Regions from separate parts of the Homo sapiens genome. Here regions 1 and 3 are each linked to region 2. Evidence: chromatin contacts called from ENCODE Hi-C or POLR2A ChIA-PET data. All regions are on one chromosome and are shown on one strand. The core of a region is the stretch at or near the end of the contact, and the rest is flanking DNA. Distances in the headings are between cores, read along the strand shown. Region 1 overlaps PDE4B (phosphodiesterase 4B). Region 2 overlaps PDE4B (phosphodiesterase 4B). Region 3 overlaps MIER1 (MIER1 transcriptional regulator).

The links. A loop is a pair of places that touch in the nucleus more often than their neighbours do. ChIA-PET counts read pairs that join two places held with the same protein, here RNA polymerase II (POLR2A). Pooled maps may share reads with other maps.
Region 1: a loop to region 2 is called in a map of naive thymus-derived CD4-positive, alpha-beta T cell, with 6 times the contacts of the local background. The contact joins two enhancer-like sites. A Hi-C loop is called at or near these places in 1 of 168 maps with a recorded cell type or tissue (naive thymus-derived CD4-positive, alpha-beta T cell), 19 of 37 single-sample maps with no recorded cell type and 12 of 50 pooled maps. POLR2A ChIA-PET finds 5 or more read pairs at or near these places in 2 of 52 experiments (activated CD4-positive, alpha-beta memory T cell and activated CD8-positive, alpha-beta memory T cell).
Region 3: a loop to region 2 is called in a pooled map, with 4 times the contacts of the local background. The contact joins two enhancer-like sites. A Hi-C loop is called at or near these places in 2 of 37 single-sample maps with no recorded cell type and 3 of 50 pooled maps. POLR2A ChIA-PET finds 5 or more read pairs at or near these places in 2 of 52 experiments (GM10248 and activated B cell).

The regions. Positions count from the first base shown.
Region 1 is chr1:65,810,252-65,813,845 of GRCh38, reverse strand. All of the region lies in intron 1 of PDE4B (phosphodiesterase 4B), which reads right to left. Among named protein-coding and RNA genes, the nearest start is that of PDE4B, 19 kb to the right of the region's middle. RefSeq lists an enhancer at 1,445-1,674. Within about 2 kb of position 1,687, at least 2 of the 41 ENCODE cell types and tissues checked have a DNase peak (open chromatin) inside an H3K27ac peak, as active enhancers do.
Region 2 is chr1:66,334,759-66,338,297 of GRCh38, reverse strand. All of the region lies in intron 8 of PDE4B (phosphodiesterase 4B), which reads right to left. Among named protein-coding and RNA genes, the nearest start is that of SGIP1, 200 kb to the left of the region's middle. RefSeq lists enhancers at 1,203-1,252, 1,313-1,362. Within about 2 kb of position 1,562, at least 32 of the 41 ENCODE cell types and tissues checked have a DNase peak (open chromatin) inside an H3K27ac peak, as active enhancers do.
Region 3 is chr1:66,979,417-66,983,227 of GRCh38, reverse strand. It overlaps MIER1 (MIER1 transcriptional regulator), which reads right to left. Exons shown (of 14, transcript NM_001077700.3): 13 at 1,310-1,449. It also overlaps a transcript of SLC35D1 not described here. Among named protein-coding and RNA genes, the nearest start is that of MIER1, 56 kb to the right of the region's middle. Within about 2 kb of position 1,372, at least 9 of the 41 ENCODE cell types and tissues checked have a DNase peak (open chromatin) inside an H3K27ac peak, as active enhancers do.

The DNA of each region.
Region 1 (3,594 bases), core at 438-2,937, 520 kb after region 2:
TCTAATTCAAATTCAGTATTTCTAACCCCATAGCTTCACAAACCAATTTCTTCTCCTACTCTTGCACTGCTGCCAAAGAAAAAAATACCCTGAAGTTATCCTTGATTCATTTTCCTCTTTTACTTTAAAAATCATAATTTCTACCCATTTGCCATTAAGGTCTTAATTTACCTATCTCATCTATCTGTAGCAGTGATTCTTTGAAACTATAGAGGACCCCCTCCTCAGAAAAACTACACTGGCACACATTTTTCATACTATTTTGAATATGATTTCCAGGGCCCACAATGAAAATGTATAGATCTCTATATTGTTCACTTCTAAAATCTGTTTACTCTGATCTGGCTTTTTCCTGAGAGTTCCAGACCACCTTCCAAATACTTTTCAGATAGGTATTATTTTATATGGCAAAAATATCTCAAACTTGCACGTTCAAAACTCAACATGCCATTTCCCCCAGCAAAACTGTATCTTTTTCTTAGTCTTTCTTTAGTGAATGGCAATTCAATTCCCCCAATTAATTAAAATAGTAACTTGCATATTACTGTTGACTTCTTTCTCCCTCCGTATACCTCTCACATCTAAATGGTAATTATAGTGACCTCCCACGATTAGTTAAGTGGCATGCATTTGACAAAGTATTAACAACCAACCCACCATATATGCTTACATATTTTCTGTATGAATTTAAATAAGTGACTCACTCCTCTACAGGTGAGCAGCTAATAAACCAAACCCTCAATACCTCATTCCTGAACTCCCTCGGTAGCCTCCTAACTCTCTGCCTGTTCCCAATCTCGTTCCAGTTTTAGTATCTCCCAACATGTCTTAGAATAGATTTAGGTATTCCCTCTCCAGCCCCTACAGAAACTTTAGTGTCCTTATCTTCATTCTTAAGGTTTTGTATTCCTGGGGCAACTTTTCCAGGGCTGTCTAGGACCCTTAGAAAGCAGTTGACAGGCAAATAGAAATAAAGAAGCTAGAGAATAATTGTTTAAGGTGTTATACTCTCTCCCAACCCCTGCCCAGTGCTATCTATTTGTGTTTTCATGGAGACTTTAGAATAGAGCTTCTCAACCAGTGCATTTCTATACATAATATCATATAGGAGGCTGAGACAGTCGTCCCCTCAGTCCCTAGGATAGGCATGTAATTCCTAGAACCACAAACAGCATTATCTATGTAGTTCAGTATTTACTACAAATATTAACATTCCAAAGTGTGCCAATGGATGAAAAAAATAATTGAGAGGCATTTAAAACACAGAAAGTCCCTCCAGTATCTAAAAACAATGAATTTCCACCCTGACATTTTACTGTCTTGGAAATTTAATGCCACCAACCTATAGTTAAAACCTACATGATTATGGCCAATTACATTTGGAAGGGATTTGTCCAAGTTGGCCCTGGATCAGGGAGAGCAGCAGCAGGTGAGAAATGCTGCCTTTGAGCAGCTGATGCAACCCAGGTGTGGCAGAGCATGGAGGGCCATACCCTAAGAAGGAGACCAGCAGAGAAACTGAAACAAGTGAGTAACTAACCTACAAGAGGACCCAGAAATTTAGAAAAGGAACTCTCAGAGCAGAAACTGAAAGCCAAGAACAGAACCCAAAATTGAGTCAGAGGAAATGAGGCAAAAGGTCAGACCTCGGGGAAGGAAGCTAGAGATGCCAAATCAGCAGAAGGCTGAGGGCTGAGGTCAGGGATGAGTCAATTCATCTGCTCTCAAAGCCAAAAGAAGCCCTAGCCCTTGAGCCACCACAAGGGTTAAAACTTCTTTAGTGAAATGAAAGGAACTAAGCTTAATTCCTCACTGAAACCTCAGTACTACAATATGTTAATTTTGTCTTTTAATGGTCCTGGGGTTTTTTTTGGTTTGTTTGTTTGGCTTTACTTTTTCCCCCTAATTTCCTCATTTACCTTCTGTATATTTTATATTTCATGTAATTTTTATTTAACGTTAATGAAACAGCAGCTTTCAAGTTGTCTTAGGCAGACAAGAAATTTTTTTCTAAATTTATTGAAATAAAAGTATATGTAAATTATGTCATAATATAAAGAGAAAATCCAAGCCACCTTACTATCATTAATATTAATATTATTTGTATTACTAGTAGCTATCATGTACTTAACTTTGTAACCTTGTGTCTTGTACTATGCTAGATGACTTTATATGTTAACTCACTCCTCACATTATCCACAGGAGGGATTATTAGTCACAAACAAATGAGGAAATCAAATAGGTCAAAAATTTTTCCATGATCCTATAACTAATAAATGGCAGGAATGAGATGTAAACCTGTGATGTGTCTGATTCTTAATTACTGCACTCAGCTCTATTTTATTTAAAATATGCTTATTTAAATATGACCCACATAAAATGGGTCATTTGCTTAATGAACATCTGTCAAAGCACAGCTGGGTATTAAGTACTTTTCTAGGTGCCCTTGGGGCAAAAGAAAAAGGAGAATCTGACATAGCCAAGCCTTGAGGATGCTCAAGTTAAGTTTGAAGACAAGACGTAGTCCATGAAATACAACAAAAATTAGTCCAAAGTCATAGGTAAGCCTTCAATTTGAGCCCTGAAGATACTATTTCTCAGCATATGACCCTGAGCAAGTTATTCTTATTGTGTAAAGCTGAGATCATAATGATATGAGCCTCATGGGGTGTTCTAAGGATAAGATGAGATAATGTAGACCATTAGTTTTCAACTTCAGGTGATTTCCTCTCTGACAAAAGATATTTGATAATGTCTGAAGCATTTTTGGTTGTCACAACTGGGTAGGGGGAAAAGAGAGTGTTGTTTGCATCTAGTTGGTAGAGGCCAGGGATGCTGTTAAACACCCTGCAATGCACGAGACAGGCTGTCTCCCAAACAGGGAATCATCTGGCCCAAAGTATCAATTGCACTGGGGTTGAGAAACCCTAACGTATTCGAAGCGTTTAGCAGAATCCTAAAGGCATTTAGTAGTAGATCCTCCACATTAACTCACTATATTTGCATGAAAAGGGGGTAGCACTTATGGCATTTATGTACTTAAGAAAAGAATTAAATAGAAAATAATTGTAAATATTAATAATAATTTTAAAATATAACCCTTTAAGAAAAAGTCTTACAAGTCAATGTGGTAGGTAAGAGCATAGGCTTTGGAGTCAGATAGACCTAAGTTTGAATCCTGGCTCTGTGTAATGCTGAAAAAAGTATTAATCTGAACCTCTCCATTTCTTCATCTTTAAAATGAAAATAAATATATCTAAGTTATATACCTGGAACATACTGAAACTCTCAATAAATATTTTTAAAGTTTTAACATACTGAGTCTTAAGCAGGCACTAGAAAAAGTATAGACTTTGGGTTGGTGAAAGAAAAAAAACAAGTCAGCCCTCGCTATATAAACTTAAGCAAATTACTTGGCTGAGGCTTAATGTTTTCATCCTCAAAATTAGTATAATAATGCTTTCATCACAAGGTAATAGTAGGAATTAAATGAGACTGCATTTAAAGCATTTCCTAAGATGCTTGGCACATGGTGAGTGCTCAATAAATATTAGTTACCTTCCTCCAGAGGAAAAAACAAAATCTTTATAAAGG
Region 2 (3,539 bases), core at 313-2,812:
TTTTTTCTTTCTTTATATGCCTCATTGGGATCATTGATGGTAAGTCAGATGGACTGGATATGAATCCTGGCTCTATGATTTACCTTAAGCAAGTTATTTCAACTTTGTATGCCTCACTTTACTCATCTGTAAAGCAGGAATAATAACAGTACCTATTTCAAAGTGTTACTGTGAATATTGATTACAGAATGAGGTAAAGAGCTTAGCACAATGTTTGCATACACCTGTAAAGGTAGTTCTGTTGTTTACTAATATTATTCAATCAATAAACTGAAGAGCTGGGTCTTTTCCAATTATTTTGTTTTATAGAAGAGAATATGGAAAGATTCCAAATAGTTTTATTGTCTATATTACTATACCTAAGTAAAGGCAGGGCTAGAACTCAAACTCATGGCTTATTCCTAGGCTCTTTTCACTTTATTTTGCTCCCTCCATAATTTAGTCTATATAAATCTGAGCAGTAAAGAGAGAAAAGTTGAACCAAAAAAATGTGTGAGTGCCCACCTGGCTACCAGAACTGATTTTAATTCTATTCTGCCCTCTAATCCAGGGTCACCTCTAACATGTGTGGGGCCACACACTGTAAGTCTAAATATACAAAGATATACATTGAGCTATCTCCTTTACCTTGACAGATATCCCTCCATAACAGCCTGGAAGGTCAGGTTGAATTTAGAATTCTTGAACTCCTTGGATATGGGTTGGCCCTCCTCTTTCCCCATGTCCTTCCATCTCCAGGGACCTGTGAGCAGCCGTCGTGAGCCCTGGACCGCAGCCTGCTTACCCAAGTTCCTCCTACACAAGTCTCTTCACACCTCTCATTGCTGCCTCTTGGTTAAACTCCTTAGGCCTAAGGGTGTGTATGCCTGCAGCACATCCCAGGAAGAGGCTTGTGTGGCCGGGAAGTGGGTTCAAAGCCATTTGGACAGAGAATGTGGGGGTCCAGCAGATGCAAAATGTAGTTTAGAGAGGGGAGCAAAGCTGCTCCCTTGGCCCGGCCAACTCCTTACTTCCTTGGGTGGAGGGCAGCAGAAGGAAGGCCAGGCTAAGGCCCTCTGATTACAGCACAGGGCCCAGCAAATGGATGCATCTTATGCTAAGGGCGGCACTGCTGTAATCATATCATTACATTTTAGGCAAAAGTGGCATGAATATTCCTTTCAAGGACTGAGCGCCTGTCTACCCTCTCTCTTACAGAGTTCTAAGATGAATCCATTGGCCAGTAAGATCTATTTCCTGTCAGTTCTGCAGGAGCTGGCATTTTCCATAGTTATTGATTATTTAGTTAAATACAAAATGGTTCACCCCTCATTAGGGCAATCAGCCTGTCATGATCACCATCCAGTGTCATGCAGCCTAATTCCCAGCTGGCTCGGGGCCTGGTAGAATAGTGTGACTTTATCCTGCAAACCCAAGAGCACTGGCAATTAGTTGCCTTTGTGCTCCATGTTTAGTACTGTAGTATGGCTGCACCTGAAGAACTGGAAAAATAAGCCTGCATAGCCAGGAGGACTCACTTCCTCATGATGGTTATCTGTAGCCGACTTCACAATGCCTTAAGAGAAGAAGGACCATCTATCTTCCATTTCTATCTTAGCAAACATTTACTCAAGTGCTAAGTCCTAATGCTTCATTCTAAAAAAAAAGTACTAATACACAGGGCCACTCTTCAACAACAGAATATCCATTTTCACCCAGCAGCACCCAACCTTTGTTCTGCATATAAAACAGCCCCAGAGCCAAACCAATGGAGAATGAAAAGGACAGTGGAGGGCGTTTGTGGGGGAAGTGAAGACAGTGACTAGTTGCTTGAATATAGCTTTTCTGAATACCACAGTATGTTCATCTTTTGAAAAACATTTAGCATTCTGGGTAAGAATGACCCTTTTGACGTTTTTCACCTGAAAATTCTAGGTGAAAGACTAGGTTTCTCAGTACAATGAGGGAAGGAACACCTCCCCATTCCCCGCCAGTCACAATTACGCCTCCCTGGGATTGTTCTGGGTTGGTCCTTCCTCAGCCACTGTTGTTGCAACCCTGTACTTTACTGACTGCGTCTGTCAGGAAGGAGACAGGAAATTGTAGTCACCCTCACAGCAGCTGCGCCATTCCTCCTATCCTCCTCTAATGACGTTGGTTGGCTTTGGTGACACGAGGTCAGGAACTGAGCCACAGTGAAGGTCAGGAAGATAGGTCACTGTTTATGCCGTTGTTGGGCTGGGGACCCTGCTGAGGCTATTTGCTTTCTTCCTTTCTATACTGTTTCTCTTTCCGTTCCTCTTTTTATAATGGAGAGCCAAAGCATCCTGTTTTCAAAACATCTGACTGTTTTGCCACTGAGGAACTCATGCTCTGATGCATTTTGCTGAAGTGTAAGACAATTCTTCTAATTCAGGAGGTGATGAAAATTGAAACACAAAATTAATGAACAATTCTAAGAAGGCAATCTGTTGTTAAGCAAAACGGCTAGCTCTAACATGTCTAATCGAATTTGGGCAGCTGGCAGGAGGTTCACTAGCCATCCTTTTCATCTTAAATAACAATACCATTGCCTTGTAAAACTTCTGCTGAACTTATTCCATCTTCTAGTAATTCTTGGAGGAAAATAATTTACAAGACTAACCTACCTGGCAGCACCATTCTCTAAAATTCTGGAATTCCATCTGGACTGTGGCCAGCATTAAGGGATCAGAGAAATTTGGGCCAAACAGAGGACGATGTTTCTTAGCTAACTCTCTAGGCTATGAAGTACATTTGAGAAAGTCTTTTAGGAGATTTGAATCACTCAGTTTTCTTCAAAATTTAAAGGATTAAGGAAAACAAACAAACTAAAAAAGCACAACCCTACCTAGATGAAGTAAAGATGAAAGATGCTTGCTTTTCCTCCACCAAACACAGTTAACTCTCTACCAGTTGCATGTAGACTGCACTTATGTAATTCCCAAATACCCCTCAGCATAACACAATTTCACCTATCGCTGTTCTTAAGATCAGACATTGCAAACAAAACTTAGTGGCCACGTAGCTGAAACAGAACTAGGAACACAGAGTTTTTGCAAAAATGTAGTGGATACCACTGATAAGTACACTCCCTCTATAACATTTCTTCACATCACTTCCAGATCTGCAACTCAGAGATTTACACTGGCTCCTTAGTTGATAAGGGTAAGCAAAATATGGCCAAATAAGACTACATAGTAAAGGGAGTGATGATCATGATAAAGTTTTAAGATGTCAACTTGGATGGAAATCTCAGATAATTTCAGCAACATTGAAAACTGAATATGGAATATAGTTTTTTTTTGCCATGGATAATTCAGTTCCCAAAGAACTGGTGTAGATCAATTTCTTTCTGGTGGCCACAAAAATGTTTGCATTGCATTATCTCGAACTCCTGGGCTCAAGCAATCCCAAAGTGCTGCCTCGACCTCCCAAAGTGCTGGGATTACAGGCGTGAGCCACCACTCCCTGGCCTCATTGCCTTATATCATATGTGTCATGGTGCATGTTATGCTCAAGCTTAACCTGAGACAATTATC
Region 3 (3,811 bases), core at 123-2,622, 650 kb before region 2:
GTACTAATTAAAGCCCCATATAAAAAAGTAATATAACATTGGGATGAAAAGTTCCTTCCTTCCTTTGAAAAAGCTGGCAGTTTTGACTGTACGTAATGTTGAGTGGCTTTTGAGCTACAAGTAATTTATAAGTAACTTATGAACACTTTCCTAGCCTAACAGCATGTTCTCATCAAATAGTTTCTTAAAAAGGAAAAGAAAATGATTTGGTGTTAATATGTTAAGAACAAACAGGAAAAACAATAGTAGTACCAACTGTCTGCCTCCCTTGAGCCTATACGGTTAGTCCCAAGGTCAGAGTCTCAGCATCTTATTCTACTTCAGAATGGACGTGACAAACATTAGACATCAAGTCAATAAACCTTCTTGGACCAGGACATAGTTACTGGGCCCTAAGTTTTGTTTGTTTGGTTTATTCCTAGAAGTAGTGAGGGAACAGAGAGGGGTCATGAAATGAACTAAGCATATACACTCCAGCAGGACCAATGTGAGACCAAAGGTCAGAAGAGGATCAAGGCTTTCACAGTGTTTCTCTTCCAGTTTCTGTCAGGAAGAAGTCAGCTCTTCACTGGTACTCTCCTATCACCAGTTTCCTCAGAGGAGCTGGGGGTGGCGCTTATTACTTTCTTCTTGGAACTCTTTTACTTAAAAAGACCATTTAATCAAAGAAGAAATCAAAATAATTCTCTGGCTCTTACTACTGATCAGCACAGTGATCTCTGGTCCACTGTATATTTTAAACGGAAACACTATCTGAACCTCAAACAATTGGTATGCCTTTTTCTTCTCTTTTTCTTGGAGAGAAAAACAAATATTTCTGTAGAATATTAATATACAGGTTGATACCGGCTTTATCTTTTCTCATTATTCAAGGTTATTATGCTATCAAAGAGAACTTAAATATTCAAAACAGTGCACTTGTTACCTTACATCAAGGTATTTTGCAATGATCTGTATATCTCATGTGAAACTGCAGGGTTTTGACCTAAGAGTTAACATAAATACTTGTATCTAGGCATCAACCCAACTAGACAAGACAGGAAAAGAGATGCTACTGAAAAAGAACAAATTTCTTACAAGAAATAGTCACTGTTGACAGTAGGCTTTATTAAAATTACTTTTTAGTGATGTCCAATCACTTTGTATTCTGTTAGTATATATGTATGCTGATGTTATGTTTGTCTCATGTGTTATCATTTTTTACTTTCTGCTCTGGAAGTTTAATAGAAACCCAAACGGAATTTCCCAAGTCACTGCAAGAAAGTGTCCCTTATTATGAAGAAAGAGAAATGTTTCTCTGGTTGCTTACCATTTTGATTAGCAGTGCTTACAGTGCCATCTTCTTTCTCAGACTGGCTGTTACTACTGTTTGATGCAGTTGGGGGAGGGGATGGTGCTCGACTAGATGCAGCACTTTCACTTTCGTCTAGAAGACGATCCATGTAATCCCTTAAAATTAATAAAACAATTTTTATATTAAAAAGAGCTGAAAATTAAAAATTAGTTGAGGTTAAATTCAGAAGGCTTTCTTAACAAATATATCCTAATATTCACTTAACATTCATTCCAGTGCTTCATCTATCATACCAGGATCTGAATATTTAAATGAAAAGCTCCTTTTGGTTACATGTTTATAGGAAAAATGCATAACGGCTTTAAAGTAACAAATTTTAGAGACCCATAGGAAATTTTAAAGCTTGTAAAGTTGTAGGCAGGTGCTCAGAGTGGCCCAACTAGAACTGGAAGATCTCTTAACTGAAGTGATAGGGGTGATGTCTAGTAAAAGTACAAAAGAATTTCTGTACAAACATAGATTGAATTTTAAAGCTCCTAAAGGCGATACCTAAAAGACAAATTTGAGCCTAACAAAAAGGACTGATTACCTCCTAAAACCTTCCTGGATATTTTTGGTATTATATTTCTGCCAGATCTGAGCTATAAGATGCTAACTAAATTCCTGGGATTATCTGCTGGTTTTATCCTGTCACTTTCTCATTGTATGTGAGCTCATTTCTTCTCTAAATCATTCCTGAACTACGTAACTGTGGTTAAGTGACATTGGTGAGCAGATCTGGGATAGAGATTTGTCTCTCTCAGGTTTAGTGTATCACCTACAAAATGTAGATAAATCATATGTCTAACACACATGGTTATTGTATTATATATGTACATAAAAATGTTTCATAATCCAAAAAGTGCTACTAAACCACTAGAATAAAAGTCAGCCAACTATAGCCTGTGGGCTGGCCATCTGTTTTTTGTAAATAAAGTATTATTGGAACCCAGCCACACACCTTTGTTTACATAGTGTCTATGACTGCTTTCCTGCAACAACTGCACAACTGAGTAGTGTGATTAAGTCCTTTCTTACTACAGAGCATAAAATATTTATTCTCTACCTGTTACAGAAAAAGTTTGCTGATACTAGATACTGCACTAGAATTCCCCAAGGTCAGGAATTTTTAGTCTACTTTGTTTATACCTGCACCACTGGTACCTAAGTTGTGCAAGGCACAGAACAGAAAGAAACTCAATAAAATTCTAATTGTGTTATTTATCTTAAAATTCCTTCAGCATAAGTATGATAGAAATATTAAGACAAATCTCTTAGAATTTTGTGAGCAGGGTAAATAAGAAGGAAACAGTGGAAGCTCTGAGGAATTTTCTGAAAGTCTGTGTTAATAGTCTATAATATGCTATTAATTGTAGTTATCTCAACCTATATGGTCATCACTGTCTCCTAGGTTATAGGGATTTAACAAATATAGGGATGTGATACCTGACTTCAAGAAACTTCTAATAGTCTGAGGTATAAAACTAATACATATCTCAGAAATGTATATGACCATGACCTATGCAATTTACATTCTATGCCTTATTTTCCTCATCTATAAATGAAGGGAATTCAATTAGATGGTCTTGAATACCTATAAATCTATATAGAATTAAATTAGATGGTCTTGAAGACTTCTTCAGCTTTATGCTACTCATCATAATTATAGAAAAATTACATAACAAATTTGAAGCACACAGAAATAAGTGTGGTGAGTCCCAAAGGGACTTCAGGTGCTAAGGCTAACAGAAGACACATGATGAGGAATTGTTGGAAATAAATACGTTATAGTGGGAATGGATAATATGAAGGAAGTTAAAAGCCAAAGCAAGGCCGGGTGTGGTGGCTCACGCCTGTCATCCCAGCACTTTGGGAGGCCGAGGCAGGTGGATCACCTGAGGTTGGGAGTTTGAGACCAGCCTGACCAACATGGAGAAACCCTGTCTCTACTAAAAATACAAAATTAGCCGGGTGTGGTGGCGCATGCCTGTAATCCCAGCTACTCGGGAGGCGGCGGCAGTAGAATCACTTCAACCCGGGCGGTGGAGGTTGCAGTGAGCCGAGATTGCGCCACTGTACTCCAGCAGCCTGGGCAACAGGTTGAGACTCCGTCTTTAAAAAAAAAAAAAAAGCCAAGGCAAAGGAAACAAGAGTTGATATCAAAATTATTTTTAATTTCTGGATATAGTCATAATTCTGTGAAAGGATAGTAATTATTATTATCATTGTTTCCTAAAGATTAATAGCATCCAGAATATTCAGGAAAGGGCAGAATCAGACAAACCATCCAGAAAGTTGAAGCAGCATTCAGGTAATCAAAGTTATGCTGAGTTAATGTTTAGTTTTTGGAAAAATTATTTGGAAAGCTGAGTATTCTACAATGAAATCTCCAATAAGGTTCCCAATTCTTCCAGGTAGTAAATAGGGACAATGTGTAGCAGAATCTTTCAAAGGCTGTTTGTAGGCAGAAAAGGGGAA